Linked DNA regions of Homo sapiens: region 2 is linked to region 1. A link is an interaction called in ENCODE POLR2A ChIA-PET data of the cell type or tissue named here. Cell type or tissue: GM12878. All regions are shown on one strand. Links, peaks and the distances in the headings refer to the core of each region. The heading gives the core; the rest is flanking DNA. Region 1 holds the start of DCUN1D5 (defective in cullin neddylation 1 domain containing 5). Region 2 overlaps DYNC2H1 (dynein cytoplasmic 2 heavy chain 1).

Region 1 (17,464 bases), core at 5,785-13,784:
ATGTCTTCACAAAATTTTTCCATTCCTTCTGGCCCTACAACTTCATCAGGACCTTCAAAGACAAAAATAATTAACATATTTTGTTATAATATCAACATAAAACATAAATCGTCATGCTAAAGGTACCCATGAACACACCATAATATTTTGCAAATAATTAAATTTGAATTTTGGCATAGCTTTGATAAGTATAAATATTTGCTACAGGATTTAAAATTTAAAATTTGTGAAGTATTCTTTGAACACCAGATTACAATATGAAATTAAGAAAATTTAAAAAGCAGCAAAGAAATACTCCATTAGTATCAATCACAAGTTAGTACAAAAACTCAAACCAATCCATTAAAAAAAAAATTCACTGAGAGCCTACTCTGAATAAAATTTTTGACAATGCATGAATATGAAAAAACATAAGGCAGCTGGAGCTTCTTAATCTACTGGAATATCAGAACCAACACAAAGTTCAATACAGTAATCAGAAGGGGAATATATTTACCTATAAAACAGGCCATTTATTACCCTTTTGAAATACACTCAAATATAATTTAATTATTGAAAAAGACAAAGGTATTTTGAAAATAATGACTTATGGAAATTACTACATTCCATTTCCAGAAAGAGCTATTTTCCTTATCATCTTGGTTCTAAAACAGACAGCAAGCATTGATGTCACCTTAATGTAGAAACAGAAGTTTAATCTTTCAATTAGTTAGTGTCTATCATTCATCCAAAAATTAATTACTGGCATTTAACTTGTTCCTTATTTTACACCCTTAGCAACATTAATAAATCAATACATCAATTATCATTTTTTCAAAATGTTATCAGATTCCCAAAATATAGTAATTACATCATCACTAGGTCTCTTTTGTGACTGGATAAGAATAAAACAAATTTTGTAATAATATGAGAAATGTGTTTACCACTATGGGATTTTGAAAATATAATCTTGAGATATTATTCTTAAGAGTCAAGAGAAGCCTCTATTTTCCTTTTTCAAGGATGAAAATCCTCCAGCTTTATAAACCATAGACTAGACCAAGGCTGCTCAGGTAAATTTGACAGCACCATATTTAGGTTACTAGCACAACATAAAGTCAATACATTCTTGCTGCCTGAGATCCAAGCTGCTAAGATGACATTAATACTGGTCTGAAGCCAAAACCCTTTTTAATTTTTTTGTGTAACATGTTAAGTGTTATTAGGTTTAAATAAGTACTAACAATGCACTCGTGTTAAAAGGTGAAGGGGGTGATTAATTATAGGGCACTTTCTCTTCCTTTACATATTTGGAGAATTGTTTAAATGAGAATGTGTTAATTTTATAACTTAAAAGGCATACATATACAATAAAGGTGTTAAAATGCATAAATGAGTATGTATTCTTATATATGATTGAAAGAAAACAAAAATCAGATTTGAAAATTTAAGAGGCCCAGGCGCGGTGGCTCATGCCTGTAATCTTGGCACTTTGGGAGGCCGAGGTGGGATTATCACTTGAGCCCAAGAGTTCCAGACAAACCTGCACAACACAGGGAGACCCCATCTCTAGGGAAAAAAAAAATAGCCTTGTGTGGTGGTGCCAGTCTGTGGTCCCAGCTACTCAGGAGACTGAGGTGGGAGCATTGCTTGAGCCCAGGAGTTTGAGGCTGCAATGAGCCATGATCACGCCATTGTACTCCAGCCTGGGAGAGAGCAAGGCCCTGTCTCAAAAAAAAATAAAAAATAAAAAATTAAGGGAAAAGACAAACGGTTTTTTTAAAAGCCACGATGTAAATATATTGTAAATTTTTCTAAAGCATCAAGAAAACATACTTGCTCTCAAAGTTGCCATTAGTGATTCAAAGAGAAAGCTTTAGAGGATGTCTAGAAACATCAGCATAAGCTAGGAGCAGTGGCTCACGCCTGTAATCTCAGCACTTTGGGAGGCCGAGGCAGATGGATTACGAGGTCAGGATTTCAAGACCAGCCTGGCCAAGATGGTGAAACCCTGTCTCTACTAAAACTACAAAAATTAGCCAGACGTGGTGGCAGGTGCCTGTAATCCCAGCTACGCAGGAGGCTGAGGCAGGAGAATCACTTAACCTAGGTGGCAGAGGTTGCAGTGAGCCGAGATTGCGCCACTGCACTCCAGCGTAGGTGACAGAGCGAGACTCTGTCTCAAAAAATATAAAAAATAAAAAAGAAATATCAGTATAGCCCCCCTAGAAACTGGAGGATTACTTGGTGATTACTAATTAAAATTTGGTTAGAAGCAAGTCAAATGAGATTACATAGAGATATAATACCTTATAACTTAGATAAGGTCTGTAAATGTTAACTGACTTTGCCAAAGTGATGTAAATAGTAACAGATCTAAGTCTAAAGCGAGGTCTGTAACTAATGTGCTTTCCCCGGACTGCAAAATGTTAATCCTTCCAATACCATTGCTTCCAATCTTTCTAATAAAACTACTCTCTGGGTAAAACCTCTGGAGCTAAATTTAATTAACTCTTTTGGACAACTAGGTTTCCACTCAATTGAAGAAGCTATAGAAATGATTTTGTTCATACTATGAGTTCACTCTACTCCACCAGCTAGGTACTATATTAGGACTATGCAATTCCAACCTTATTTTTTGACTCTATGAGACTTTAAAACTGCCCTTTCACTTTCCATGTTTTCAATTACCATAGGCCAGTATATTACTGAATCATTAATTTAAATATCACTCAAGAATGAGGTCTTGTGAAAGAACAAAACCAACAGCCTTATCACACATAATACCATAGTAACAAGTTTAGTGATATTTTCAAAACTAAAAGAAAAACACCATCAATTTCCTGATTTCTTTATAACCATAAAGGAATGTTCCTAGCTATATCTGCAAGGCCTAATACCATGCCAGCCATAACAGATGCTTAGGGGGAAAAAAAAAAAATTCTCAGTGACACAGCACCTTCAACATGAGCTACGTAAGAGTCATTAATTTTGGAACACTGTAAAAAACACACAACCAGTAAATCTGATGCTGTAATGCTATTACTGTTTTAATAATAATAACATTTGAGTTCTGACTATATACCAGGTATTGTGCTAAGGGCTTTACATGTATTATTCTCAGTAGGCAAAATTATTGGCTTCATTTTAATACGGACATACCCATTTCAAGACAGAACAGTTACTGTTTATTTGGCAAACAAATGGTTCCTCCCTAATCAGGTCTCTGCACAAAGTGGTCTCCACAGAGAGGCCTTCCCTAATCACTCTATCTGAAAGTCCATCTAACCCTTCTTTCTTCTCTATTCCTGAACCTCACCATATTTATTATCCTTATAACTCCCCACAATCTGTACTTATCTTGCCTACATACCTGTTTACTGACTGTCTTCCTCACCAGAAGGCAAGTCCCCCAAAGGCAGGGATCTTGTCTGACTTGCTCAGCACTATATATCCAGCACTCAGCACAGTGCCTGACTCAAAACAAGTGCTCAATATTTATTGAATGGATGACAGAAATTAACCAAGAGTACCAATATTTTCTTTGCAAAAGTGAAAATTAGCTTAAATAAAAAATAAACATAAAATAATATCTATTATAATAAAATGTTTATAACTATATATAAACATTATAAAATTTAAATAAAAAATACATAAAAGCATAGTAGTTAAAAGCATGGACTTTAGAATCAGAAGGACCTGGGTTTGAATCCTGGCTCTTGTCACTATATGATCTTGGGCAAATTAATTAATCTAAGTCTCAGTTTTCTCATCTATAAAATGAGGGTATGGCCAAGCACAGCAGCTCATGCCTGTAATCCCACCACTCTGGGAAGCTGAGGCAATTAGATCACTTGAGCCCAGGAGTTGGAGACCAGTTTGGGCAACATCGTGAAACCCCATTTCTTTTTTTCTTTTTCTTTTTTTTTTTTTTTGAGGCAGAGTCTCACTCTGTCACCCAGGCTGGAGTGCAGTGGTGTTATCTCGGCTCACTGTGAGCTCCGCCTCCTGGGTTCACGCCATTCTCCTGCCCCAGCCTCCCAAGTAGCTGGGACTACAGGCGCACACCACCACGCCCGGCTAATTGTTTGTGTTTTTGGTAGAGAGAGTGTTTCACCATGTTAACCAGGATGGTCTCGATCTCCTGACCTCGTGATCTGCCTACCTTGGCCTCCCAAAGTGCTGAGATTACAGACGTGAGCCACCACACCCGGCTGAAACCCCATTTCTACAAAAAATTTAAAAAATTAGCCAGGCGTGGTGGCACATGCCTATATTCCCACCTACTAGAAAGGCTGAGGTGGGAGGATGGCCTGAGCCCAGGAGCTCAAGGCTGCAGTGAGCCATGATCACAGCACTGCGCTCCAGCGTGGGCGACACAGTGAGACCCTGTCTCAAAAAATAAAGTCGTAGTGGGAGGTGGTGATAATACTACCTACTTAATAGAACAGTCACAAGAAAAAATAATATACCTGGGACAATTCCTGGAATAATGCAATTATTATGTTGGCTATTAAAAATGCTAATATAGTAAACAAATGTTTAATTAGAATCTTACACTACCTAGGAAAGTTCCTAGTTGAGGCAAATATTTTCTATTTCTATTGTATCTAGTAACCTTTATAAGTGAAATAAGATGGGTGACCTTTTGATTATATATCATTCATACCAGTAAAACTGGCATTTGGGATAATGGGTCAACATTTTAAATGGAGGTCAGTAAGAAATGAATTCCCTTCATTTAAATTGGGTTAGTGGTTGTCTTGGGATGCCAGTAATAGCATTTATTTCTGGTCTAGAAAGAATCTGTTCTGTTACTAAACAATTTTAAAATTGTACTTTGGGATCACTCAGCTGATTCCAACAGTAAAGTTACTGCCCCCCTTTCAAAATAGTCTCACATTCCATACAATTAGCCTAAACTTATACCTCAAGTTCAAAGTATACTACTTTAGACCTTAATGTGGATGAGCACTAAATATAAGGCAATAGCTACATATACACTTCCATTTTAAACAAACATTTTGAGAATGATAGTGATTAAAAGAAGGAGAAAAAAAAGTGAAGCAGGTTAAAAAAAAGGAAAAGGAAAAGAAAAAAGCTTTAAAATCAATAACTCCAAAAAAACAAAACTATTCTAAGGGGAAAAAAATTCCATATATATTTATGAGATAGTATAAGTGTTCTTTTGCATATATTTGCTTAACTCTTCAGCCCCATCTCTGGCTGGCTTTGACTTTCGCCTCTAAAACACAACCCCATCCTGGGCCTAGGGCTCTTCATCCACCAGTTACAAGATTTAGCTGAGGTTAAGTTAGCTCCTCTAGAAAACTCCCATGACACTTTAAAAGCTGGGTTATATATCCCTCCTATGAACTCTCACAGTGTATCTTCTGAATATAGTATTTATCACACTGTATTAATATCAGTCTATTTATTTTCTTACTATTGCATCTCTAGTAGAAGTGGATGGCTAAATGATAATTGTTAAAAAGTAAATGTGTTGTACAATTATAACTGAGGGGTTTAAATCTTTTACTATGTCTCCCCAAAAGTTTCAGAAAATGTTAGTTCAGAAAAATTTCAAAAAGAGAATATTGAATAGAAATGTTTTATTATGTACTTTGTGTTTTCCACAATATCAAATACAAAAATGTTTTATTGTGTACCTTTTATTTTCCAGAATACTACTTTAGCCAATAGATGTAAATAAATGAATCTTTGTTTACACGTTTTATTAATAGTAAATGAGTTCTTCCCTCCCAGTAAATATATACCGAATATATATTTAAAGAAATATCAGCCTAAATTGGCAACAAATTTTTAGTCTACCCACAATCTTCAGTCCTGACCCTCATCCCAGTACACAGCACTAACACATAGCAGGCCTGTAACAGATAATTTGTTAAATGAATAAGGCAAATAAACTTTTTAAAGCATATGACTAGTATCTTCTTATATTAATTTCATTACCTGCATATTCATAAAACCAAGCCAGGCACTTCTTGCTTGAAAAATGTTCCTCTCCACTTATTAGTCTAGCAGGGGGTTGGGATCTGCAATAGCTTAGAAAACACACAGACGCCTAAGATTTTTATCACATCTCAACTCTTAGAGAAAAACTAAGTTCAAAATTAACAACTTCCATTCACATTAAACAAAGGTTTTTTTTTTCTTCGGTTGGCATTGTTGGAAAAAAACTGAAGTTGTTAAGTAATTGCAACTTGAAACAGTAGTCTATACATAAGAATTATCGGCTAACAAAACCCAAATACCTTTTCACTCAGTATCAAAATCCAAAAATATCAGTAAGTTATTTCCGCACATTTTAAAAGACTACAAAGAAGTTCAACCTAGTAGGTGGGAAAGTATAAATATTTATTATGATTCTATTGATTTGCATAGAAATTCTATTTGTGTGTAATAGATAAATATTTGAAAACAAACTCTTACAAAGTATATTTTGATACTTAATGAATCAATATTTCAAAATAAAATGTTATATTAAGAGTTGTTTTATCACCTAAGCTTAAATAGATTTTTAAAGATAAATGATGACTTAGGACCTAAGGGTATATTAAATTACACAGATTTAAAAAAAACAACAAAAAAACACTAAAAGTTAATAATAGTCCAAATAATTGGGACAAGGCTATTTAATCCTAGGTTCTGTTCATTCTATTTCATTTTTTTCATAAAATCATTTTCATTGTTTTTCATAAAATAACTAAAATTTGGTAAGTTCAAAATGGCCTCTAGAATTTAATGGCCTTCAGAGAAACTTTTTTCAAGGAACTCAAATAATTACCCTACCACAATGATATAGAAATGATAGAACTTCTGTAACTGAGTAAAGTAAGAGTATCATATTTAAAAATTTAAATTGATAGAGCAAAGTATCACCTGAGTTCTAATAATACTGCCTGCTCAGCTATCTTAATGTACTTAACTTAAATAATTTTAATACATTATATACTTAAGATGGCCATGATATAGTACAAAAATGAATAATAATTTGCCTGTATCTTATAAAAATGTGAGCTACTAAAGTAACCATGTCAAATTCTAATGTTGACAAACAAGAGGTGTATGTATCATCGTTCACATTAATAGCCTAATACTCCATAGACTCCTTTACCAAAACACAGTAATGAGGGAAAAAAGTCGACCAATTACAAAAAAGAAGATGCAGACTATGTAAGTCATCTACCTCACAGTTTAAGCAGATCTCTCTTTAAGGAGAGCTCTATCATTATTTCCTTCTTATAATCCTGGCTACAGTCTCCTTTCAATAGTAGCATCTGAAGTTGTCATATCAAGTGCCAACCATTGATGAAAAGGCAGCTAATATGGTTATTTTTTAAAAAAGCATTTCTCAGTCGGGCGAGGTGGCTCACTCCTGTAATCCCAGCACTTTGGGAGGCCGAGGCGGGCGGATCGCGAGGTCAGGAGTTCAAGACCAGCCTAGTCAACATAGTGAAACCCCGTCTCTACTAAAAATACAAAAAATTAGCAGGGCGTGGTGGCGGGCGCCTATAATCCCAGCTACTCAGGAGGCTGAGGCAGGAGAATCGCTTGAACCCGGGAGGCGGAGGTTGCAGTAAGCGGAGATCGCGCCACTGCACTCCAGCCTGGACAACAGTGGAAGACTCCGTCTCAGAAAAACAAAACAAAACAAAAAAACAAAAAAACCATTTCTCAAACCAAAATTGCAGTTTTTTTGTAGCATAAATTTTGCTGTGATGCCTCCATGATATGCTACAAGGGGATCAAAGAGCTACTACTATATAGTTCTGCCTTGTCTTCTTTCTTACCAGTAGGACAGAGTACAAGAGCTCACAAATTATTTAATTTATGCTGAGAGCTAACAGCGTCCTGAATGCTAGAAGACAAAAAGCATGCAGGGCCTTTCCAACTCTGCACACAGGGACTTGGCATAGGTGAGGCACTATACTTCCAGAAAATGGGGCTCCTGCAATTTAAAAGGCCTCCTGCTGGGACCTTCCGGGTTAGGCCACTCCAAATACTAAATATGGAGGCCAATTATAGCATACAAGTTTTCCTTTCTACCATTCCCAAGACAGTTGTCAAGATTCCTTATGTTCTGCTTTCTTCACACTCTACAAAGAAATTCTAGAAGTGACCCTTCTGCGGATATGTACTCACTTCTAAGTCTAGAAAAAGGCAGAGGAGCGATACGGGAGTAGGGGATCGAGGGTCGGTTGTGGGGTGGGGGTGGGGGTGGGGGGAAGCGCAATTTACATATGCATCTGTTCCCCACCCTGCAGGGCACGTAGACTCTTAACGTGGGCGGCTCTTCTAGTCTCTCCATAAACGCCAGCGTGCACACACTCGAACACGAGGTCGGGTCGGGCGCGGAGACTCGCGGTGTTCGGCACCTACAGCCTAGCTCGATCAAAGGGGCCTCACCTGTCTCCAGCCCCAGCCCGGCAGGCCGGGCCCGACTCCTTTTCCTCCAGTTGTCCAGCAAAGGAGGGAGGAGGGAAGCTTGAAGGGTGGGGGGAGATGGTACCTGGAGATTTTACACTTTTTGAGGCCTCCGTCTTCCGCTACTGCTGCTGCCACCCCAGGGGATTTTCTCTTCTTCTTCACCGGCATCTTCCGCCCTCCCCGGCAGGGTGGGCAGGGGAGCCGGGGAAGGGGGTCCCTGTCCGCTGGAAGCCCCTCAGCGCTGGCACCCAGTTCCCAGAGACAGCAGCAAGCGGAGGAGCAGAGTCGCCAGCCCGCACCGGCGCGGCCCAGCCCGGCCGCCGCCCGCTCCCAGGTATCCTCGTCGTCTTTCTCTGACCGGGACAGGGCTGGCTCCTCGCCGGTGGACACTGCGGTTCGTTCTCACCGGGAGGAGATAACGCGGACAGCGCGGCAGCTCCACCAGTCACAGCAAGCAAGAGGCTCAGCCTAACCCGGAGGCGAATCGCTGAGGCCCGGAAGTGACGCAATCGCGGAGCCGGTCCCGGGAAGGGGCGTGGTTCCGGTTAGCCTCTGCCACTCGTAGGTAGGCCAGGCAGAGCGAAGCTGTCTGACCCGTCGACTGCGGCAGTCCGCGGAATTCTTGTATCCTGTCCAGGGTATCCTGACCTTTCTCATGAAGCTTCTACCGCGCTCTGATGCTGGCAGTCACCGCCAAAAAGTGAAACTACTAATACTTTGCAGTTGACGTTAAAAACAACCTGGTAAAGTAGACCAAGTTCCACTTCTGAGCTCTTCCACACGATAACCTCACCTGAAGTGTTCCCACCCCGTAAATGCATTGTCACCCTGTGTCTTGCGTGTTTTTTTTATGGGCCTGTGATCAGCCACCCACTCCCCCTTCTCCCTACCTTTGCATATCACTTTGTCCTGTATTGAAACTTAGCTCTGCCATTATTTCCACAGAGCTCACCTCTCCGATAAGAGACAGTAGGTGACTGCGACTCAGTAGAGAGAAATTTGGGGGACAGTTCTAAGGAACCTCCCCCTAGACCCAAAACACACTGTAATCTATTCATCTCCACTTAGGTGGAAATACTGTTTTTAAATAATGGTTATTGTATGTAAAGACATAGTAGAAAGTCGTTAGTAATTCTGTTGGTAAAATAATCTCTGCAAACCAACTGTGATGGGAGAAGACTAAAAGTCTTTGAGTAATAGTTGAAGTGGTTCCTGTGAAACTACCCTCACAATGGCACCCTAATCTGGTCAATCCGAATATCATATTTCCTTAGTGTTATTAATTGGTTCAGGATGGACACATACTCAGGCCAGGCCAATGAGTGCCAATGACACAAAATTGAACCACCAGAAAGCAATTTTATTTCCTATGGATTTGAACCAGAGAAGGTATGGAGAATGAAGCCAAAACTCAGAAGAGACTAGTATCAAGCAGAAAAATAGAAAAACCAGGATGTGATTATATGATATGAGCCCAAAATCCATGATATGCCCTGGAATTTTCACTTATGTGAAGCAACAAATTTCACTATTTTGCATATTTAGTTCAATTCTCTGTTACTTAAAACCAAAAGAATGTCAAAGTATATGATCCTTCAACCCATTTAAAAATGCCTGAGGCCAAAATCAAAACAGAATCAGATAAAGTCTCTAAATAGAACTACCATCTACAAAAAGTACAGGACAGAGGAACATGTTAAATACCCAATGCAATCAGCAATATCTAGACGTCAGAAAAGTCTACAGGACAATGACCCAAATTCTGCAACAAATTATTAGGACGAGAGGAGAGAGAAGGAAATTAAAAGACTTAAAGGATATGTCAATCATTTTCAGTATGCAGTTCTTATTTGAATTTGACTCACACAAACAGTTTAAACAATATGATAACATCTCTGTGGCAATTGGAGATGTTAATGCTGGCTGGATATTTGATGAAATTCTAGAACATGTAAAACTTACTTATAGCAATGGCATATCAGTGACACTTGGGGACAGGGATGGAGTAAGCCGGGGAAGACTGACTGCAAAGAAACACAAGGGAACTTTTTGGGTAATGAACATATTCTATGTCTTGATTGAAGTAATAGTATATATACTTGTCAAAATTCATTGAATTGTACACTTAAAAATTGATATTTTTATGCATATTCTTCCTAAATAAAATTTATATAAAATGTGCAAAACAAAACACAAAATAAATGATAATGACAAAACTATTAGAGATAGCCAAACTTATTTCTTCAACTGGTGAGCTGCAAAAGCTAAACAGCCCCTTTTCCCAAGGAGGACCAAAGAAATGGAATAAAACCTAAAGGATAGAAAGAAAGATCTCAGAGGATGATGTTAAAGGGGTGTCCTTCCACAGAGTAGAATCAGGGCCTGATCAAAGAGTAGGGAATTTCATAATGCCTGTCTTGCAGGCTACCAGCATTGCTATAGACCAAAGACCACTGCACATCTCATCTTCTGTTCTTTTTTAAATAGGAATTTTTTTATTGTGATAATTGTGTCCCTTCTTCACCATTATTTATTGGGCGAGAGTGGGAAGTAGATTATTGCTTCTTAGTTCATAGGCCATTGGACCATAAGGAATCACTTTCGAACTAAGGAAGACCCCACTATACCTGGAAATCCTGGACATTGAGCTGAATGCAGTAACTGGATAGGAGCTTACTCACACCCATAGAATACTCTGAGAAAAAGACAAAAGGCTGGATCTATGTGTGGTATTCATTTAGTCTATCTATTCAAAAAATATTTAATCATCACTTCAACCAGGAGCTTTACTGGGCTTAAGAATATAAAAGGCAGACATGACTCCTGCAATCATGGAGCTGCCAGTCTGGAGGGAGAAATACAGTCATGCACCACGTAATGACATTTTGGTCAAGATGTGCATATGCGATGATAGTCCCTTAAGATTATAATACTGTATTTTTACTGTGCCTTTTCTATGTTGAGGTATGTTGAGATACACAAATACAATTGTGTTAAAATTGCCTACAGTATTCAGTACAGTACCATGCTGTACAGGTTTGTAGCCTAGGATCTATAGGCTGTACCGTATAGCCTAGATGTGTAGTAAGCTATATCATCCAGGTTTGTATAAGTACACTCTGTGATGTTCACACAATGATGAAACTGCCTAATGACACATTTCTCAGAATGTATTCCTGTCAATAAGCAATATATGACTCTATGTATGCTATCTGCATTTAAGAGAATTATATGAATAGGAATTAGGGTTCATAATCTATGCTTGTCAATGATATTAAAGGGATGGCAATTTCTGGGTCATGTAGACCATTCTCATCCATCTACCTCTTCATTCTCTTGTCTGGTCAGTACCTACTGCTACTGCCAAAACTCCATTCCCAAAAGTTGGCTCTTCATCATCCCAATTACTCTCACAAAGGGGCATATTGATAGCCTTGCTACCTATGAGAAGTATAGAAATGCCTAGTTATGTGGCTTTAATATTTTCCGCTGCTCACCAATGCATACATAGTACATGATTTTGCATCAAAAAGATGCCTCTAATACAGAAACAAACTATGACAGAGTACTGTGGCTCTCTGGCGTGCAGTAGAATTTTTTAAATGAAGGTAATGACAAGGAAGGGAGGGATGAAGTAGTTACCTCAAGCAGAAGCCTGTGTGTTCTGGTTTCAGATCCAAAGAAGACACTCAAGTGACTTTAGGAAAGGCAGATAATTTCCTTTATCTTTCATCTTATCCTACTATTATACAGAAGGATGTAGGAAAAAAACAACAATAATAATACTTATGCTGAATAGGGAAGTAATTAAGCAAGAAGACTGAGACCCAGTTCTATTATCTATTTGGCATCTTGGTCACATATACATCCCTTAGCTTTTGGGAGTTATAAAACAAAGCCATGAAAAACATCTTTTAAAATAGTTATATCTCTGTCAAGGTATCCAAAAATAGTACTCTAAGATGTGTTAATTTATATATTCCGTACATAGTTTAGTTTTTCTTAACACCTCTTTAAAATAGGACTTTCCTACTTGGGAGAATAACAAGCAACACAGACATTAAGTGATTTATGGGATGCCGCGTTATTGTGGTCCTGGATCTGTGCAGATGCTCTCCCTTCCATATATTAATGTTGATTTTTAAAACAGCATTGTAGTTAAAAATTTTCTGAAATGTTTTCATGCACATAAATCTACAGAAAGATAACTCTAAGAGAATAGTAGAAATGGGATGTCAAGACAGGATTTTTTGTTTTGGCATTTCAGTATAGCCTACAAGAACTCCTTGTGTTTTAGAGAGGCCCAGAGGTGCAGAACTGTGTAACACATGACACTTACCCCCTACACCCTAAAGCGGTGTGCCAGACCACATCAATTTTAGCTTGGCTGTGACTGTGGTTCACTCTGGGATCTAGACTGAGGGAACAGTCACTACCTAGAACACTGCTTGTCATCATGACAGAGAGAAAGAACAACATGGTAAATCCCATGCTGCCTCTTGAGGATTCTGCCCCGAAGTGACACATTAATCCTGTTCAAGTCATATGGCTACACCTGAGGTCACGAGGGCAGGAATGTATGATCCCCCTGCAGAGAGAAACATCAAGTAAAGGTAAATACAGCCTACTACAGTAAGAGACTGGACTGAAATTTTGTTCAAAGCATAGGGAAAAATGAGTTCACAGTGCAGTTTTAAAGAGGCAGTAGGAAAAAGCATAAGATTGGTTTCAGCTTATACCTCACCGTGGCAGTTTATATTCTTCAAAGGTGGTCACAGCAATATCTCTCATCCCACATATTCTAGAAACTTACCATTTCCTATCAAAAAGTGAAGTCTAGTTGAAAAAAAAAATCAATATTGGTTCATTCATTGTGGGAAATGTACCATACCAATGTAAGACATTAGTAATAGGGGAAACTGGGTGTGGGATATATGAGCAGTTTCTGTAGTATCATTGCAATTTTTCCACAAAATTAAAACTCTTCTAAAATAAATTATTAAAAAGTCACAGTGAATGGGAAAAAATAAAATTTAGAAAATAGTAAAGTACAGGAAGAAAGAGTAATGATTCAAAGGAGCTGCCTAGGTTGGATGCTTTTGGAAAGGTAAGAATCGAAAAAATTCTGGATGTGGGATCATAGGTAGAAAGCAATGTCTTGTATATCAGCTGGCCAAGGACAGAGCAATTTCAACTTGAAACCTAACCAGGAAGACTAAGAACAAGTGCTCAGGTGGGAAATTGTATTAAGCAGTACACCTGATTTGCTTTCCCATATGTGAATATGTACCCCAAATGAAGAAAAGTAGTTCAGGCCAGGTGCCGTGGCTCATGCCTGTAATCCCAGGACTTTGGGAGGCCGAGGTGAGTGGATCACTTGAGGCAAGGAGTTCGAGACCAGTCTGGCCAACATGGACAAAACTCTGTTCCTACTAAAGATACAAAAATTAGCCGGGCGTGGTGGCGCATGCCTGTAATCTCAGCTCTGCGGAGGCTGAGGCAGGAGAATCTCTTGAACCTGGGAGGTGGAGGTTGCAGTGAGCCAAGATCATGGCACTGCACTCCAGCCTAGGTGACAAAGCAAGACTCTGTCTTAAAAAAAAGTAGTTCACAGAACCAAAATTACTGGCAGAGGTTGTATTGTTTTGATGACTTGCTGAAGAGAACTCTCTTTTTGTTTGGATGAGATGGTAGAGAAGACCAAAATTGAATGGAGACAGCTTGCACTGGGTATGTTCTTAAGTGTAGTTTCCTAATTTTGGTATTTGCTGAATAGGCATTTATCACACTATACACTTCCAAGACTTAACATTGGAAAGTGGCATAGTGTAAAGGGTTTGTTAAAATAAGAACCACCATTAGACTGATGAATTTCCTTTTTAACTTTGCAAACTTGATAAAACATTTAACCATGTTGTGACTCAGTTTTGTTCTTTGTAAGATAAAATAATAATACTTGCCTTGTCTGACATCACAGCATTGTGGTGTTGAAAAAAATGAGAAAATAAATGTTAAATAAATGTTTTGATAACAATGTTATCAAAATTGCTAAAGGGTACAAAACCACGTATCAGTTGAGGTCTTTAGAGTACATTAAACAAAAATCAAATTCTATATTTAGCAAGAGGATATATTTTGAAGCATTTTACAGAATCAAAGGAAGGCGTTGCAATGAAGGAGATACGTAAAAGGAGTGAGTTGTCTTGGTTTTTATCCTCACCCAAATTCTGATAATGGAGCTTTCTTATCTATATCACTACCACCTTTTTGATGACTTCATCTTTAGTTGCAGGGATATTAACAATAACCATGTTTTCAGCCATTGAAAATAGGGTCATCTACACTGGGCAGTTTGAATGGGATTCAGCAAATTCTTGGGCCATGGCTATGCATGACTTCTTTGGAAAATCCATAGGTAACATGTGAGCAGTTATGGAAAGCCACTGGTGAGGACCACTCAGCACAGAGAAGATCAGTTCACATGATTGCAGCAGAGGCAGTTATTCTTAGAAAGGCAGTTAATGGTCTGCAAAGAGTCGGACATTTATTTGGCACCCACCTTGCTCTCGTCTCTGACAGTGATAGTGTTGGTGTCTCTTGATGCTGATGCTGCTCCTCATTATGTGTTCCTCAGAGGCCTATTCCCTCATCTCTAGTTTCACAACAAAGACCTCTTCCAAGTTCAAGCCCTATCCAACTTTTGAACTCTATTTCTAGCCAAGATGACCTTCAATTGTTATGGCATAGCATCTGTGATCTTCCTCTTTCAGGGCCTGAACTTGTAATTTGCAAAAGCCTTCTTGTTTATAAAGAAAACATAGCTTATGAGAATCAACAGTTTTGGTTTAAATAGCATTTTTTAAAATATTGTGGTATTTCAAGAGTATGTTTTTAAAGTAAATAGTAAGCCAACTATATTTCTTTCCATTTCTGATTTACAGTTTATAATTTTCTTTTAGATAATGACACTGACTATAATGATCATGAGCAAGAATATAGAGAAAACAAAAATAGAACAAAATATAACAATTCTTTCAAGATATTATCTCTCTATAGGCTAAACAAGTAGAGAATTCTTAGATAACTTCACTGAACTCTTTCACATTTCATATGCAGTTAAGGCTTCCACTGCACATCCTTCTGATACAACCTATACTTAGGACCAGATGCATAATTTGTGGGACTCAGAACAAAATGAAAATGCAGAGCCTCTTGTTAAAAAAATTATGTAGTGCTCTGTGAGGACCCATCATCAAACCAACTGAGAGGCCTTTTTAAGCATGATGCCCTGTGACATTGCACAAGTTGCATGTGCATAAAATCTGCCCTGCATACACTTTAAAAACAAGTCAAGGCCCGATTGACCTATAGGTTCATTCAATGGAACACCAGATTTGTAAAGCACACTTAGTCAGAGAATGATATGTGTTGATAAAGTCATTCTTTCCTATTCCAGGGTACAATAAAGATTACATTTCCCTCACTTGAACCCGGGAGGTGGAGGTTGCAATGAGCTGAGATTGCACCATTGCACTCCAACCTGGGTGACAGAGCAAGACTCTGACAAAAAACAAACAAACAAACAAAAAAAACAAAACATTTCCTATCCACCCTTGAAGTCAGGAATTGCCATATACATCTGCTGCATGAGACTTCACTCTTTACCTGTCAATCAACCAGATTTAAATAACCCAGGAGATAATTCCATAGTCCTAGGGGATAGTGGAGCTACAAAATGGAATAGGTCTAGATTCCTGAATCATCACATGGAAGACTGCCTGCCAAGTACCACATTGAATTGTCAGAAGAAGGAGAAATAAAATTCTTACGTTAAGCCACTGAAATTTGGGGGTTGTTATAATAACGTTTGCCATACCTTGATTGTATCTGTCAGGACTAGGCTATGTTACAGTAACAAACACTAAAATATCACTATGCTTATCGTAACAAAAGTTTATTTCTTGTTCGTGGTAGGTTATTGAGAAAACCCTACCCATCCAAGCTACTCAGGGAGCTAAACTGATAAAAACACTGTCTTGATTTATGCTTCCATGATTACCATGACAGTGAGAAAGAACTATGGTAAATCATATTGGCGTTTAGTATTTTTGTGTATATGTGATATATTACTTCTACATAGATTTCAGAGATCAAAGCAAGTCATAAGATCATACCTATCTTTAAAAAGAGCGGAGAAGTGCCAAGAAAGAGGAAAGCCAGAAACATTTGTTAGATGACAGTAACAACTACCACATGAATATAGATGTTGGTGCTTAGAATGAAGATGCTGCATGCAGAAACTTAAAATATGTTGTATAGAATTAGTGGTCATGCAACAGGCAGCAAAGAAACAGATTAGTAGGTTGATTATCTAGAGATTTTTAACATGCCTTGTTAAAATATTCAGTGATACTTCCCAATGAGAAGTAGAAGAGAGACCATTAACCTAGTAAGAATCTAACTCTATGGAAAATAGCTAGAGGCAGAGTGATAGTGTGTATTGGCTACAGTTGTCTGCCTTTAGCAAGATTTACAAGAAAAATATGAGCTCTGATGAGAGCTGGTTAATCTTCCAGAAAGAATAGAAGGATACTGAGGAATCCTAGAGATCAAGGGTCTCTCAGGTTTAGAGAGGCTGACTGCTCCTAGTTTCTAAGTAATAAGAGATAAGACTGAAAAAAAGTTGTAAGTGATAAAGGCACTGAAAGATCTCTCAGTTAATAAAAGTGATAGAATCTTTGGGTAAAGCTCAGACTAAGGGTTTTAACCTTGCCGTTTAAACCTATTGTTTCATATAGCCTCAGGATACCCATCAAGTTGAGAGAGGGGGACTTGGGTATGAGTAAGCAAAAAGATCATTCTTTGGAATCATATATAGGAAATAACTAGAATATGGAATTTAGAATATGGAACTAAAAGCAAATACATTCGAAAGCCTACTAAGTTTGGAAAATAATTTTATTGTTAAATAAACCATGTGCCTGGACCAAAAAACACTGATTTTTTGAGCCTTAAAACAACTATCAAGCTCCCA
Region 2 (8,000 bases), core at 1-8,000, 120 kb after region 1:
TTAACCATCTAATAATCAAATATTTATTGAACTTGTTTTATACTGTACTGGGCTGGATATTAGAGATCACTTGGTAGCTCATAGTCCAGTGATAGTGAGAATTGTGTTATATATAAACATAAATTTCTGATATAGCAAGATAAGTGATAGTAGAACTTTCTATGAAATAATTGGAAAGTAAAACTTCAGACTAGCAGATATTATAGGAAATAGACATTGCCCAGACGGGCAGCTTGAGAAAGTCATTCTGGTTAGAGTGAGTAACATGGGAAAGGTTTGGAAAAGTGAAACAGGCATCTTATGAAACTATAAATAGCCTAAAGGGCTGAAACATAAGATGTATAAATAAGTACTAGATGAAGAGGGAGGAAAAGGTTGGCATGGTCAGGTAATGAAGAGCTTTCTGCATTATGCTAAGGAGTTTGGATTCTAACTTGCAGGTGATAGGGTATTATTGAGAGATTTAAAAGGAGATTTTACCAGAATTTCATTTTAGAAACAAATATCTTTATATATCCCTTTCTTCAGTTATTGGAAAATAGATTGGTAATAGGAGAAACCAAAAGCAATTACATCACTTTAGAAGTTTGTTGTAGTAATCTAAGAGAGACAAGATGAAGGCCTAAACCAAAGAAGAAGTAATAATAATGGAGGAAGGAATGGACTTGGTGGATATTAGGAGGTAATCTAAATGAGACTTGATGATTATGTAATGGCTGTGGCACACAAGAAGAAGAAAGAGTCGAGGATGTTTTTTGGGTTCTGTCTTGGAATATTCATTACAAATTGATTTCATTCACTGGGGCAGGGAATACAGATGCAAATTGTGTCGGTGAGAGGAATATAATGTGTTTGATCATGGATATATTGAATCTAGTGTGAACTTATTCTTAACTTTTTGGCTTTTGAAGTCTTGTTTCTCCCTGTATCAAATGGGAGTGGATAGGTATTTTGTGTATTGCTTTTCTGTTCAGCAGATTGTATTTAGCTCACTTTTGGATTACTGTACATGTGTTATATAGTCCCAATTAATTTATATGTTATGACAACATGTAGATTTATTTTTCTTGCAACAATAAAGATGTTCAGGGGAAATATATAACAATATATAGATGCTACTAAAACTAGAGAACTCAAAATTCCTAAGGAAGATGGGAGCTGTGAATAGTTGTCTAGGAATGCCTGTGCATCTTTAAGCAAAGATGCTATCTCATATTTATAACTATATAGCATGGAAGTATCTTGTATAAAATAACTATCATTAGGATATTTTCTCTTATTTTTAATGAATCATACATATAATAAGTTATTTTTATTTTCTATTTTTTTCTAGTTGATCCTGATTTTCTAAAATCATTTTTATTAATCCATGAATCTTGTAAAGCATATGGTGCTACACCAAGCCGATACATGACCTTTTTACATGTGTATTCTGCCATTAGTAGTAGCAAGAAAAAGGAATTATTAAAAAGACAAAGTCATTTGCAGGTATAGTATTGGTAATCTTGAATTATTTTATCTATATATAGGAAACAAGAGTTTTGTAAATCACAATGCTATGTTGCGGGTGGCATATATCTGGTATTAATAAATGTACTGTATTAAAAGCCTTGGAAAACAGTCTCACTTTCCTACCTATATTGCCCTGTAGGTTTTAGTGATGATTTGTATTTTTTTTAAAATTCAGTGGTTATTTCTTTTCTTCGCTGGTTGGCATTTATGGATTTTTGATAGCTTATGGTACTCTCTTTAAGAGTCTCTTTCACATGAAAACATTTTTAGAAATTAAGAAAACTCTGTTATTCAGCATAAGATGATACAGTGGACTTTGGGGACTTGGGGGTAAGAGTAGGGTGGGGAGGGATAAAAGGCAACAAATATGGTGCAGTGTATACTGCCCTGGTGATGGGTGCACCAGTATCTCACAATTCACCACTAAAGAACTTATGTAAGCAAATACCACCTGTACCCAATAACTAATGGCAAAATAAAATAAAATAATAATAAAGAAAAAAGAAAACCCTGTTATTAACTGAAACATAATATCCAAGATTATATTTTATAATAACCTTTAAAATTAAGATTATATTTTATAAAGTAATGTTTTCATCCATGTCACCTCACTTAGTACATTCTGAACAGTTTTCTTTCCGTATTTCTTTAACTATAAAGCTTTAACTTAAATGTGACATTAGAATGTCAGCCTCTGAAGTTGTTAGAGAACATTTCCTCTCTAAAGTTTTAGTTTCCCTTTGTTAGGGTAGTAAAGTAGGCTCCATCTTAATTGACATAATTATCTTAATCATTTCTAATGATTCACTTTCATTTATATTAAGGTACTAACTATACGGGCTTTGGGGAGGGTTAATTTCCTGATTTAGTTCTCTATGGTACTTTGGATAAATCACTTTAACTTACTGTTTTGCAGCTTAATTGGGTCAATGGTAGTTGTATGTGAGTGTATTAGATAAAATTCATATGGAAAAAACTTAGCTTAATACCTGTACTTTATGATGGGTGCTCAATAGTTATTAATTACATTCCTTTTTTGCCATTACTCTTTCCCCAAATCTTCTGATTTGTTAGGTGACAAAAACATGATAGAAGGTAAAGAATTTTTTTCATGTACATCCCTGGGTTCATTATTCTGCTGTTTGCACAGTAGGATGGGGTACCATAATGGCCAGGCCAGGGTGAAATGTCTACTCAAAATGCAGGTAAGGCAAGTGAATGACAGCCCACCAGAACCATATGTGAGAAAGTCTCTTACAAGAAAAATGAATATTAGACAGACAAAACCAAGTCATGTCTACTATAAAAAACAGTGACTCTTGAGTCCTTTTTCCCAATCAGTGAGACTAAAATTAGAAAAGGTTTAGTGAGTTACCCCTTGCTTGCTATTTTCTCTCCCATCTAATGTAATGGTAAAAAGTGTTTTTTATTAAGTTCAGTGTTTAAACTATCAAATATGTATTTATCTGTTTAGCTTTTCTATGATGCTTTTTTTTAAGTCTTATGGATTTATTTTAAAATGTTATATATAATGATAATTTTATTGATATTTATGGGGTACATGTGATATTTTGATTCATACAAGAATGTGTAATGATCAAAGGGTGATTAGTGATGTTGAACATTTTTTCATATACCGTTGGCCATTTGTGTGTCTTTTAAAAAAAAAAAATCTATTCAGATCCTTTGCCTGCTTTTTAATGGAATTCTTTGTTGTTGTTGTTCAGTTGTTTGAATTTCTTGTATAATCTACATATTAAGCCTCTTGTCAGATGAACAGTTTGCAAATATTTTCTCCCATTTAACAGGTTGTTTATTCACTCTGTTAATTGTTTCCTTTGCTGTGAAGAAGCTTTTTACTTTAATATAGTCTCATTTTTCTATTTTCATTTTTGTTGCCTATGCTTTTGAGGTCTTAACCATAAAATATTTGCCTAAACCAATGTCCTGGAGCATTTCCTCAATGTTTTATTCTAGAAGTTTTATAGTTCCAGGTCTTTTGTTTAAGTCTTTAATTCATTTTGAGTTGATTTTTTGTATATGATGACAGAAGGAGGTCTAGTTTCATTCTTTTGCATGTGGATATCCAATTTTCCCACCACCATTTAATGAAGAGGGTGTCCTTTTCCCAATATATACTTTGCTGAAAATCAGTGGACTATAAATACATGAATTTATTTCTGGGTTCTTTATTCTGTTCCATTGGTCTGTGTGTCTGTTTTATACAAATACTGTGCCGTTTTGGTTACTGTAGCTTTGTAGTATATTTTGGAGTCAGGTAGTGTGATGCCTCTAGCTTTGTTCTTTTTGCTCAGGATTGCTTTGGCTATTCAGGCTCTTTTGTGGTTTCAAACAAATTTTTGGATTTTTAAAAAAATTTCTGTGAAGAATGTAATTAGTATTTTCACAGATATTACATTGAATCTGTAGATTGCTCTGAGTAGTATGGCCATTTTAACAATACTAGTACTTCTTCTTCTTTTTTTTTTTTTTTTGAGTAGGAGTCTTGCTCTGTTGCCCAGGCTGGCATGTAATAGTGCGGTCTTGGCTCACTGCAGCCTCCAACTCCTGGGTTCAAGAGATTCTTATGCCTCAGCCTCCCGAGTAGCTGCGATACAGGCAGGTGCCACCATGCCTGGCTAATTTTTTATTTTCAGTAGAGATGGGGTTTCATCATGTTGGCCAGGCTGGTCTGGAACTCCTGACCTCAAGTGATCCACCCATCTCAGCCTCCCAAAGTGCTGGGATTAGAGGTGTGAGCCACTGCACCCAGCCACAACAATGCTAATACTTTTGATCCATGAGCATGAGATGTCTTTCCCTTTTTTTTTTTTTTTCCTATCTTTTTCAATTTCTTTCATTGGTATGCTGTGGTTTGCCTTGTAGAGGTCTTTCCTCTCCTTGGTTCACTTTATTCCTAGGTGTTATTTATTTTTTTGTAGCTGCTGTAAATAGGATTGCCTTCTTAATTTCTTTTTCGGTGAGTTCATTATTGATGTATAGAAACATTGCTGATTTTTCTGTGTTGATTTTGTATCCTGCAGCTTTACCGAATTTGCTTATTACTTCTAAGAGTTTTTTGGTGGAGTCTTTAGGTTTTTCTAGATATAAAATCATGCCCAGCTATAAAGAGGGACAATTTGACTTCCTCTTTTCCAATTTGGATGTCTTTTGTTTCTTTCTCTTGCCCGATTGATGTGGCTTGGACTTCTGGTACTATGTTGAATAGGAGTGGTGAAAGTGGGCATCCTTGTCTTGTTCAGTTCTTAGAAAAGGCTTCCAGCTGTTCCCCATTCAGTGTGATGTGGGCAGAGGGTTTGTCATTTTTGGACTTTATTATGTTGAGGTATGTTCCTCCAATGCCTAATTTTTTGAGAGTTCTTGCCTTGAAGTATGTTGAATTTTATCAGATGTGTTTTCTGTGTCTATTTTGATGATTATCTGGTTTTTGTCCTTTGTTCTGTTGATGTGATATATTATGTTAGCTGATTTGCACATGTGGAACCATTCTCTGCGATGCTTTAAAATTTGTTTTTCTTTAAAACCTCTGTGGGATCTTTAACTACATCTTAATGAGTATCATGTGAAATAAATTGTTATAATTAGCAATAAGAAAAAACCTAAGTCTACTTGCTACTGTTTTGTATATACACACTTAACATGTTTGCTTGATTCTTTTCTATAGGGCTTTATTTACTGTGTGTGTAAAATTCCTTTTTTAAAATATTGCCGATCAATATTTTATTGATGTAGGCTGGTGTATCTAAACTAAATGAAGCTAAAGCTCTTGTGGATGAACTGAACAGAAAAGCTGGAGAACAAAGTGTGTTACTTAAAACGAAGCAAGATGAAGCAGATGCTGCCCTTCAAATGATCACAGTGTCAATGCAGGTAATGTTTAGAGTGACCACAAAAATGAAAACAATATGGAGAGCATTTATGCCTGATAGTCAGTGAAAAATAACATTTTCACTTAGGTGGATTTAAAAAATATTGCTTATTCATACTGAGTCAGACTGATATTATGTCCTTAAGCTTTTGTGGAAGGGCATGGTATTTTCCTATATTGTTTAGACTGATCACTCGGTGCACTCAGTTGACCATGTGCAACTTATGTAAACTCTTTTTATATTTTAAATTGGCATGGATCTGTCTGTAACTGATTTTATTTCTTATACTCTGCCATTTAGGTTGGTATTTCCTTTTATTTTTCTTAGAATTCTCTCCTTCAGGCTTTGAGAGTTTTCCTTGCTTTTAATTTTCTCAAGATTTATGAAATGTTTTTATTCTTTCAGTACTTTCATGATGTTTTGTATTTTGATTATACATTTTTTGAGTGGTTGCCTTTGTTTTGTTGAACCCTTTCAAGGGAGATTTCTCTGAGTTCCTTCTTTGCCCCAGTATTTTATGTCTGCATGCTCTTTCAGGATGATCTTGTTCATTATATTGCTCTTACTACCAGCTACATATAACTGTTTTCAAATTCATCTTTTTTATTCTTTATCCTAACTCCTCTTATTAGCTTCAGACTTGCTCAATTACTGGCAGGGCATGGTCACTCATGCTGTAATCCTAGCTCTTTGGGAAGCCGAGTGGGAAGATTGCTTGAGCCCATGAGTTTAAGGACCAGCCTGGGCAATATAGTGAGACCTTATCTCTACAAAAAAAGTAAAAATTAGTTGAGTGTGGTGGCACGTGCCTATAGTCCCAGCTACTCAGGAGGCTGAGGTAGGAGGATTGCTTGAGTTTGAGAGGCAGAGGTTGCACAACGAGCTGAAATCATGCCACTGCTCTCCAGCCTGAGTGACAGAGCAAGACTCTCAAAAAAAAAAAATTCAATTTTATCTGTTAAACATGTCTTCTTGGAAGTCTCTCGGGCATTACAATTTGAAACAGGTTCAAAACTGAACTTATGAGTTTTCTTTCCTGTATTTCTTTCCTCAGATTATGGTACTATAATATACACTAATTATTTAAGACAGAACTTATAAATTATATTATACTGAGACTTTTGTTACCTTATCCCTTAATGTAATGAGTCATTAAATTCTGTCAATTTTATTTCCCTGACTATGCCTCAAATATGTTTCCCCATCTCCCTCTTGGTAACTGTTACCTTGTCAACTAGGCACTAATCTAATGCCTCTTTTATGAAAATTAACTTTAATATTCATCAGACTAATGTATATATCTCAATTAAAAAGTAAGTGGCATGAAAAATCAACAAAGTTATGGGAGTTAGGATTTCTTTTTTTTTTTTTGAGACGGAGTCTCGCTCTGTCGCCCAGGCCGGACTGCGGACTGCAGTGGCGCAATCTCGGCTCACTGCAAGCTCCGCTTCCCGGGTTCACGCCATTCTCCTGCCTCAGCCTCCCGAGTAGCTGGGACTGGGACTTAGGATTTCAAGAGTCACTTTTCAGTAATCATAAGGCAATCTGATATTACTGTAATATTAGGCATAGAGATCACTGGAATGTGGTCGGTTGATTTTACACAAAAATGCCAAATAAATGGGGAAAGATAGTCTTTTTGAAAAATGGTGCTGGATATTTAGATATCCAGGTAGAGAGAGAAAAAGCCCAGAACCTTTACCTTTTAACTTACACAAAAATTTACACAGTGTGGATGATGGATCTTAGTGTAGAACATGAAATTATAAAACTTAGAAGAAAACACAGGAGAACATCTTTATGACCTTGGTGAGGCAAAGACTTGTTTGATGTGATATCAAAATAGAAAAAGAAAATTGATAAATTGAATTTCATCAAAATGAAAACTTCTGCTCTTTGAAATAAATTCCGAAATGAAAAGGCAAGTCACAGACTGGGAGAAAATATTTACAAAACATATATTTGATAAAGAACTTCTATTCAGAATTTTAAAAATACTGCAACTCAATAATAGCAAAACAAAAATCCAGTTTAACATGAACAAAAGATTTGAGCAGGCCATTTATGAAAGAAGACATATAAAGGGACAGTAAACACATGAAAATATGCTTAATTTCATGATCATCAAGTAAGTGTGAGCTAAAGTCCCAGTGATATGCTGCTACATATCCACTAGAATGGGTAAAATAAAAAGACTGAAAACACCTCAGTCTAGTATGGCAAGGCCGTGTGGAGCATCTGGAACTCTTATAATTGCTGGAGGAAATGAATAATGCTACAGTTACTTTTCAAAAGTTTGACACAGTCTCATAAAGTTAAACATATCTTAGTACATCAGCCAGCAGTCCCACTTTCAGATTTTTAGCTGAGAGAAATGAAAACGTGATAAATCTTAGAAGCATTACACTTAAGCGAAAACAGCCAGACACGAAAGACTGTATACTGTATGATTCCTTTGTAAGAAATTATAGAAACAGCCAAACTATGATAGAAATCAAATTAGTGAGTACCTGACCTGGTAAGTAATACATCAGAAAATGTAAATATAATTTTTATACTGGAAAACTTTAACATATTTTTTTCTCAAGGTATTTTGGA

Evidence for each region. ChIA-PET counts read pairs that join two places held together with the same protein. Peaks named below come from ENCODE experiments on the same cell type or tissue, not always from the same donor. Only the 100,000 strongest peaks of a DNase experiment are listed, where the experiment ranks them.
Region 2: POLR2A ChIA-PET joins it to region 1 with 10 read pairs; 2 of 35 experiments call an interaction of 5 or more read pairs at or near these places.

The regions. Positions count from the first base shown.
Region 1 is chr11:103,083,275-103,100,738 of GRCh38, forward strand. DCUN1D5 (defective in cullin neddylation 1 domain containing 5) reads right to left here and starts at 8,886. Exons shown (of 8, transcript NM_032299.4): 1 at 8,513-8,886; 2 at 5,953-6,044; 3 at 1-52. The coding sequence starts at 8,598. RefSeq lists enhancers at 8,006-8,623, 8,624-9,241, 9,171-9,220, 9,291-9,340 and a silencer at 8,186-8,480. In GM12878, for the core only: no CTCF peak of the experiment used is centred there; a DNase peak (open chromatin) is centred at 8,957; H3K4me3 peaks cover 3,367 bases; H3K27ac peaks cover 977 bases.
Region 2 is chr11:103,210,456-103,218,455 of GRCh38, forward strand. DYNC2H1 (dynein cytoplasmic 2 heavy chain 1) reads left to right here. Exons shown (of 89, transcript NM_001377.3): 54 at 1,334-1,488; 55 at 5,266-5,403. Among named protein-coding and RNA genes, the nearest start is that of DYNC2H1, 110 kb to the left of the region's middle. In GM12878, for the core only: no CTCF peak of the experiment used is centred there; no DNase peak of the experiment used is centred there.